2 separate regions of the Homo sapiens genome follow, and region 2 is linked to region 1. A link is a contact called in ENCODE Hi-C data. All regions are on one chromosome and are shown on one strand. Each heading gives the region's core, a stretch centred on a gene start or an enhancer-like site at or near the end of the contact. The rest is flanking DNA. Distances are from core to core; before and after follow the strand shown. Region 1 holds the start of MRGPRX4 (MAS related GPR family member X4). Region 2 overlaps IGSF22 (immunoglobulin superfamily member 22).

Evidence for each region. A loop is a pair of places that touch in the nucleus more often than their neighbours do. Pooled maps may share reads with other maps.
Region 2: a pooled map shows a loop between it and region 1 (9-fold over the local background). The contact joins the enhancer-like site here to the promoter of MRGPRX4 in region 1. A Hi-C loop is called at or near these places in 8 of 50 pooled maps.

Annotation. Positions count from the first base shown.
Region 1 is chr11:18,171,314-18,175,731 of GRCh38, forward strand. It overlaps MRGPRX4 (MAS related GPR family member X4), which reads left to right and starts at 1,524. Exons shown (of 1, transcript NM_054032.3): 1 at 1,524-2,967. The coding sequence starts at 1,944. The coding sequence ends at 2,912.
Region 2 is chr11:18,720,088-18,724,550 of GRCh38, forward strand. It overlaps IGSF22 (immunoglobulin superfamily member 22), which reads right to left. Exons shown (of 23, transcript NM_173588.4): 2 at 4,041-4,182; 3 at 1,823-1,954; 4 at 1,448-1,584; 5 at 99-198; 6 at 1-16. The coding sequence starts at 4,149. The region is part of intron 2 of IGSF22-AS1 (IGSF22 antisense RNA 1); the gene reads left to right. Among named protein-coding and RNA genes, the nearest start is that of IGSF22, 3.9 kb to the right of the region's middle. RefSeq lists an enhancer at 1,544-1,733. Within about 2 kb of position 1,589, at least 24 of the 41 ENCODE cell types and tissues checked have a DNase peak (open chromatin) inside an H3K27ac peak, as active enhancers do.

The DNA of each region.
Region 1 (4,418 bases), core at 274-2,773:
AGGTATGACTTAGTCCTTATGGAGCTTTGGTTTTCATGAGGAAGACAAACATATCATACCATAAATATAGATAGAGAAACTCTTTAGTGCCCTGAGTGTGGATAACAGAGGCTCTCCTTTTCCTCCCATTTCCTTTCTGGGCCAATCAGGGCTGTGGCACCTTGCCCCTCTAAGAGAGCTCATGATGGATGCATTCACTCCTGATGCTTCTCTGTACTCCCAGCAAAGGGTGCATCTTCTGTCCACCAGGAGGCCTCCTGCCCCTGTGCATCCTCAGGATTCCAGAGCAAATGTGACCTCTGATAGGCAAAAAGGAACTCCTGAATTTATTCCTAAATGGCATTCACTCACCTCTATTTTGTTCCCTCTTTGATTTGCCTCTCCTTCTCTATGTGGAGTTTGCTTAGGTCAGTTTTTTTTTCAATCCACAATTTTGGCTGCCAACTTGGATTTAACTTGAGAATCACTCCTCTGCTTTACTCCCTGTAACATATATAATCGACACAGGGTGGTGCTGGGTATAAAGGGCTGCTCCAAGACTGGATTGTGAGTCAGACCTGCCGGACTCAAATTCATACTATGTAATACATAACCCCTGGGACAAATAATTCCCTTTCGTTGTGCTCCAATTGCATTATCTGCCATATGGGAATAATACCAATTCTTACCTCCTAGGCTCTTCGGGTGATTAAAAGAGACAATACCTTACAAACTCTCAATCAGCTGCTGTTATTCTCCCAGATTAGACCTAATCCTCATTCTCCAGTTGAAATCTGCATGAATCTCTCTCTTTACACTCCAAGCCCTACACATCGCCTATTTCCCCTCATGGACGCCTCTCATACAAATGTTTGCATCAACAAAGAAATGCTACCAAAGATCTCCTGAAAGAGAGAACCAAAAAGTTTACATTGTGTATACCCAGCAGAACACTTAGTAGTCCCCCATAGATATTTCCACACTTCAATTACCTCCGTCAGTTACACTCAGACCTCATCTTCACTTACTCTTTCCTCTGTTCTATTGCTGAGTAATTCAGCTCAGACCCACACCCTACCCAAACACTGTGTACAAAAATGCTTCTAGGTGTTCAGCAAAGCCACACTGAGTCTTCATTTCAAAGGCACATCAGTGGTCAATTTCAAGTTTTGGGCACACATCAAGAATTCTTCTCAACACAGATACAGCTTTCCACAAATAGAATTCTGATGAATTAAATTTTCTTCATCCAGTTATACGTGTGTGTTCTAATACCTTACATTGTGCTTTCATCTTTATTTTCCATTTCATCCAAATCTACCAGTACCATTAGTCTCATGCATGCATTCATTCATTGAATGAATGTATATGAAAAGCACAGTGTGCTGCTCATGGAAATAGGCACTGGGAGTATAAAATGTAAAATGTAGTCCTGTCTGCAATGACTGACACACTGAGTTATTTCTCACCCACCAGGCCCAGCCATTTTCACACTTATCCTAGCAAAGGTCACATTTTCCTCTAGTTCATAATGCATGGTCTTCCTTCCTGTCCATGGATGACCAGTCCTAGTCACGAGTGTGTCACAACCACCTCTTTGTGTATCTGAATTCCTCCACCTGAAAGAAAATTTCAGACCCAGGATAGATTAATCATCGGGTCCAAAGCCCTGGCCGGATGAGTGGGGGTGTTTTGATCCTAATGTTATTCCCATGTCAGCACAGAACTTGTGTGGCAGTAGAGAGATGTCAGGCTTCAGAGTCAACAAGAACTGGATTTCAAACTGGATTTGAGGACCCCCACCTTTGGTAAGTGACTTATTATCTGCGAGCCTCTGTTTCTCTCTTCTTTAAATGAGGACAGTAAATCCCATACGGCAGGGTGGTGGGGAGAATCAGAGATGATACAGCTGGTGATCACATCTGGTTTGTGTTCCCAGGGGCACCAGACTAGGGTTTCTGAGCATGGATCCAACCGTCCCAGTCTTCGGTACAAAACTGACACCAATCAACGGACGTGAGGAGACTCCTTGCTACAATCAGACCCTGAGCTTCACGGTGCTGACGTGCATCATTTCCCTTGTCGGACTGACAGGAAACGCGGTTGTGCTCTGGCTCCTGGGCTACCGCATGCGCAGGAACGCTGTCTCCATCTACATCCTCAACCTGGCCGCAGCAGACTTCCTCTTCCTCAGCTTCCAGATTATACGTTTGCCATTACGCCTCATCAATATCAGCCATCTCATCCGCAAAATCCTCGTTTCTGTGATGACCTTTCCCTACTTTACAGGCCTGAGTATGCTGAGCGCCATCAGCACCGAGCGCTGCCTGTCTGTTCTGTGGCCCATCTGGTACCGCTGCCGCCGCCCCACACACCTGTCAGCGGTCGTGTGTGTCCTGCTCTGGGGCCTGTCCCTGCTGTTTAGTATGCTGGAGTGGAGGTTCTGTGACTTCCTGTTTAGTGGTGCTGATTCTAGTTGGTGTGAAACGTCAGATTTCATCCCAGTCGCGTGGCTGATTTTTTTATGTGTGGTTCTCTGTGTTTCCAGCCTGGTCCTGCTGGTCAGGATCCTCTGTGGATCCCGGAAGATGCCGCTGACCAGGCTGTACGTGACCATCCTGCTCACAGTGCTGGTCTTCCTCCTCTGCGGCCTGCCCTTCGGCATTCTGGGGGCCCTAATTTACAGGATGCACCTGAATTTGGAAGTCTTATATTGTCATGTTTATCTGGTTTGCATGTCCCTGTCCTCTCTAAACAGTAGTGCCAACCCCATCATTTACTTCTTCGTGGGCTCCTTTAGGCAGCGTCAAAATAGGCAGAACCTGAAGCTGGTTCTCCAGAGGGCTCTGCAGGACAAGCCTGAGGTGGATAAAGGTGAAGGGCAGCTTCCTGAGGAAAGCCTGGAGCTGTCGGGAAGCAGATTGGGGCCATGAGGGAGAGCCTCTGCCCTGTCAGTCAGACGGGACTTTGAGAGCAACACTGTCCTGCCACCCTTGACAATTACATGCGTTTTTCTTAGCGTTTCGCCTCAGAAATGTCTCAGTGGTAACTCAAGGTCTTCAAATAAATGTTTATCTAACCTGACAGTTGCAGTTTTCACCCATGGAAAGCATTAGTCTGACAGTACAATGTTTGGATTCTCCTTGATATTACCAATACATTTTCCCTGTTATCTTGCACTGAATCTTTCCTACTGAACACTTTTTCTGCACTTTTCATTGTAATAAAAGGAGTTCCTGTCCACAACCCTAAAACTCTTCTTTATACTTGTTTCCTACCTGATAGTATCAAAAAGGAAGATTCCTTATTAATCTGTCAGACTATGTTCCCCTGAAAATCATGTTCCCTTCTATGACTGGAGGCATTACTGCAGTTGGAAGCTCAATTCTTAATAAGTGAGTTCTGCTACCTCTAAATTCCATTGAATTCTCAGATATAAAGCAAAATAATGTCCTTAGAGAGAGATTCTCCCTTCATAAAAACAGTCTTAGAAATTGGTTTTATGAATAGCCCTCTCCTGTCATTTGTCCACACATGGTCACACGTTGGCTTTGGTTTCTAGTAAAGACAATCGTGGCCCCTTCCCCTTGAGAACTGGTAAGTGCTTATTTAGCTCTTCCTGGACTAACGGACCAGTGAGGAGCCTATAAATACACCCCACCAGTTCCATTTTGGCCATTGGAAATTAAAATTGGTTTCAAACTGGAAATTATCTTGAAAACCATTTATTATTCATTTACAGAGTCTTTAAGTTGTAGGAGAATTCTTCATACTTTCAGGTTTTGTACAAATTGTTCTGGCTGTAACTTTCAGTTAATTTTATGGCTGTTAACATAAGAAGCAAAACTGAAAACATCTGACTTTTCCATGCTAATGTCAATTATAGTATCCGGATAATAACTTACAGTTGGTACAAAATTCTGATACATGCTGTGACTTAGATGAACACGGAAACATTGTGCTAAGGAAAATATGCCAGATACCAAAGAACAATATTGTATGGTCAAATTCTACGAGGTATCCAAACTAGGAAATTCGTGAACACAGAAAATAAATTAGAAGGATCCTGGTGCTGGATGATGGAGAGAATGTGTAGCCATTATTTAATGAGCACAGACTTTCTGTGTGGAATAATGCAAAGTTCTTAAAAGGGACAGTGGTAACGGTTACGACTTATTGTGAATGCACTTAATGACATTGAATTGTACAAATAAAATGGTGAAAGTTGTAAAATGTATGTTATGTGCATTTTACCACAATTAAAAACATTTAATTATAAAAACAGGATCAGTACAAAATTCAGGACTATTCTCCACCAGTGGTTATCCCTTCAACAGATAGCTCAAGCAGACAGAAGAGACCACCAAGAGAAGATGTGACATCACAGCAGGGTCTGTGCTGATCATAGACAGTGAGGCTGCCCCTCAGATTAACCCTCA
Region 2 (4,463 bases), core at 339-2,838, 550 kb after region 1:
TCCATTTTCTCTTGACCTGAGGATAGACAGAGGGACAGGTTCAGACAGGGGGAGTCTGGTCCCTAAGAAGAAAGGCCAAGAGGAAGGGGCCAACTCACCTTCTGTTACCAGCAGAGATACGGTATAGATGGCATCTGCATGGTCATTGCTTGCAATGCACTTATAGTTGTCAGAGTCATCCGAAGTCAGTGGCTCCAGCTGGATCAAAGTCCGGCCATTAGTGGGGGAAGGAAAAGGAACCACAGGGAGACTTTCTGTCAGATAAGGTAGGAGGCCTTTTTTTTTTTTAGGGGACAATAGGAACTGACTGTTGGGTATATGTGTGGAGGATTGAGCAGCCTGTATGATTTGGAGGTACCAGCTAGCAGTCAGTGTGAGTATGCATGTTTGTAGCCTGATTCCATAGCAATAAAACTGTCTGCTTCTCCATCGGACTCTCCCCCTTGGCTGTGAGCTCCCAGAAGGCAGGGCTTCCCCTGCCTTGTAACTCTATCTGCAGTTTCTGGCATCATCTGGCTGAGACTTCATTTAATACAATTTACTCCTCTGTACCAGACACTGGGCTGAGCCCCAGAAGGAACAGTGGTGAGTAAGGCTGACTTGATGCCCGTCTGCATGGTGCTTGCAGAAGCCTGCTAGGCTCTCAGAAGCCAAGGCTCTCAGAAAGTGTCTGCTGAATGAATGAGCTTGTGTAAGAGGTGGCCATCAGGGGGACTGGGGCAGCTCGTGTGTGCTGTGGGGGGCTTAGGGTCCAGTGATGATGGGTCTTTGGGAGCAGACTACTTCTGTCTGTGGGGAAAAAAGGAGGCTCTTTGCCTTTCACAACGGGAAATCGGGTCAGGACCCGAGTGATTATAGGATCATAAGTAATTATAGGCCTAGATCTCCCCGTGATCCATCCCTCCCTTTCCTCGAAGGGCCTGGAGCCAGGGGTTACAGCTGGGTAGGCCCAGCTCTCAGAAAGTGATCCAGAAGCTGGTTAGACCTAAGGATGGTCGGTCCTTGGGGAGGGTTCAGCTGAAGAGCCCGGAGCCCCTGACCCTCACCCCTACTCTACGGCGAGTCCCTCCGGCACCTCGCCACCCACAATGGTCCCGCCCTCCATGGCTACGCCCACCGTCTTGGTCCCGCGTTCCTTTTGGCTCACTCGCCTTGTGGACACGCCCCTTCGCTTCCATTGCGTCCCGCCCCGCCACGTTCTGGCTCTGCCCCTGCTCTGCTCTGCCCCGGGGGTACTTTGGGTCCTCTGCTCATTCCGGCAATATCCCGGTTCCTGACTCGGCCTCTCTTATCCTGCCGCGCCTCTCGGGCAATGACAGCTGCTTTTCCCACTGCCCGGCTCTCGGGCCGCCGTTAAGGCTCTCATCGGTGAGAAGACTGGCGGCCCGCCCTGGGGGTCCCTGCCTCTGGCCTTCTCGGTAACTGGACTTGGGCTTGGCCCCCGCACCTTCAGCACGTGTTCCTTGTTAATGCTGTCGTAGAATATCTTGGCGGACTCCTTGATGGGGATGCCGCTCTCCCTCTTCCAGGAGATGTGGGGTTTGGCGTTCCCCTGCACCCGGGCTCGGAACACGGCTTTGTCCCCTGCGATGAGCACAGGACGCGTTTTCGCCTCTTAGCCACCAGGCTAGAGCCTCTGCCACCCTCTGCCGGCTCTCTGCCTCCTCCCAGACACCTGGGCCTGGCCCCGGGCAGGGGAGGAACCCTCGGCCAGGCTCTGCCAGGGTTTAGCATTGGAGGTCGTTGGGGTAGGACGGAGGGTGGGGGCACTCGATTAGAAAGCGAAGCACTGGAGCCCGGTGAGCCACAGGCAGCAACACACCCTCGGGCGCGGTGACCGGTTGAGGCTTCTCCACGAACTCAGGGACGCTGTCGCCCGCAGGGATGTTTGAGCTCCGGGTCACTAAGCTGAAGAACTCCACTATGCTCGAGGACTTCCTCCTCACGACCTCCTCTGTGGGGGCAGGCGAGAGGTCAGAATGGGCTCCAGGTAGAAGCCCAGCTCGCGATGGGAGGACAGAGCTTTCTTGAGAGGACGGTGGAGCATGGGAACAAAGAGCATTTAGGGAAGTGGGAGCAGGACCAGCTACATGGGGAGAAAGCAGGGTGAGTCGATGGGCCATTGTGTTATGGCAAGTTTCAACCACTAGGGGAGGCGAACTCCTTTCCCACACCTCAGTGGTCCATTACCTTTATGGGGCCACAGCCCTGAGTCCTAATTTTTTTTTTTAAAGGAGGCTTCTCTTTTGGAATTTTCTTGGTCTCTTAGGCTTCTCTCCTGGAAGTCCTGGTCCCCCAGTAGCATTAAGAGGGGCTAGGCCTGCTTCTGCCTGGGAGGTCTGCAGCTTGGCTGAGCTCTGCTCTAGATTTTCTCCCTGCCATTCTGTGGGTTCAGCATTCATTGCCTTGGGAGTAGTGATTCTTGAGTGAGGGACAGGACACGACACAGTCCCACTCCAGTGGAGCTATATATGGGAATATCCTTATCTGAAAGCACATCTTCAATGTGGAAATATAATTTTATATTTGGAAAACAAAAAAAACTGTTTTTGCAGTATAAAACTACAGACAATCTTCTTGGCTGGTGAGTTATCAATTCACAACAATTGCTCTGAATCATGGAACACTTTCCTTGAGTCAGGAACTGTGCTAGGCACATATCAGAGATGATTTTATTCCATCTTCACAGCATCCCACTGAAGTAGGTGCCTTTATTATCCCACTAATCTGACAGAGGGGGAAAAGTGTGTTAAGAAGCTCTCATGGCCTGCTTTTAAATACTAACAAGAGGTCTCAAACAGGCAGAGTGCAGTGGACACCTGGCCTGCAGATGTCTTTTATGTGACCTCCACAATGTTTAAACAAAAAAGTAGCCCTACATCTGAAAGAGAAAGATTTCACATAAAAATTCAGATTTCTGGATTCTCAACACTGAACCTGTATTCCCATATGGCAACAGTCAGTGGGAGGTGAATAGTGGCTGCCCCTTTAGATGGGATATACAGTCTCTAGTTTACCCCAGTCTTTTCCCCACATTTATGTTCCCTGCCTGGGCCCTGTTGGTCAGTGGTCTACAGCTTTGGCTGCACATATATAATCCATGGAGAACTTTATAAGAAATACCTGATTGAATGGTCTGGGGTGAGACTCAGGTACTGCCATATTTTTGCCCTCCTCACACCCCCTGCACTAAGGTGACTCTGATGTGCGGCCACAGCAGAGAATCACTGCTGTAAATCACTTGAGTTTGGAACTTCTGGTCTAGACCATAGGCCTTGAGTCCCAGCTGTTCCACTTGCTCTGCCTCACTGGCCAGGAGGTGTTGGTTGGTATAGAGTGTTTATCTGGCCTTGACCTCTGTGCACGGAGGACTTTGAGGGACTCTATCCCTTTGAGGCTTTGAGGGAGGGGCAATGACTGTGAGAAGGGGTATCCAATGTCTTGGCCCCCGGCCATCTTTTAATCTCTTTCCACTAGAGACGTGACTAAAACACTCTGTTCAGCTCTGAGACCATTTCTCAGCTTTCCCTTGGATCTGCCCTCTTCCAAGTCTGGCCCCAGAGGGCTAAAAGCCTGGAAGGTAAGGTCACCTTCTTGTTTATGTGTTCACCTTCTTTCTCCACTGGTAGCCCCAAGTCTCCTATTTCTTAAGTGGAGCAGGGTCAGCATTACTGATATGTAGATAAGGTGGCTACCTTCCTAATTTCCCCTATGCCTGAAATTCTACCTTTGGAGATAGAATCTGTTCACCTATGGCTCTGATCTCCTTCAGCAATTAAGAGTTTATCAATCATTCACACACATCCACATGATTGATCTTTTCTAAGCTGTTTTCCTGGAGATCTGATCTGTGTTGAACATCCAGCTGGCTGAAGCTTTAACAAAGCCAAGATTAGAAGCACACGTTGGGTGGGGGTTGCTGTTGGTATTGTGGGCTCCAGAGGGGCCCATTAGTGGCAAAACTGGGGCCACCCAAGGGATGGGTGTGGAGGAAGAATAGCTGCCCTTCCCGATCCCTTCCCTGCCCCCATTCCACTTGCCTCCCACGATCTTGGTTGTCTGGGAGAAGGTCTGCACGTGGGTGGTGGAGCTGGAGAACTCCATGGACACGTGCTCCTGCAGCATCTGCCGGCTGTGAATGGTTGTCATGGTGACAGCAGGCGTGGGCACTCACCTGTGAGACTGGGGAAGAGGATGAGGCCATGAAGGACAAGACAGGGAGTAGGAGGGAGATTCAGAGATGTTATGTGTGTGTTCAGACATAAGAGGAGATGGAAGCACACAGGAGAGGGCCAGGAGAGCAGTCGAGCTCTCTTTTCTTCATTTCCTAGCTTCCTTTTCCTGGTTAGTTACCAGACCCAATAGGCCTGTCCTCTCACTGAGTAACTCCAAACTATTCCAGGGTCTCAGAGGGAGAGGTTATAGGGCTTAGACTTACCCAGCCAACCAAGTAAGGCCTGGAG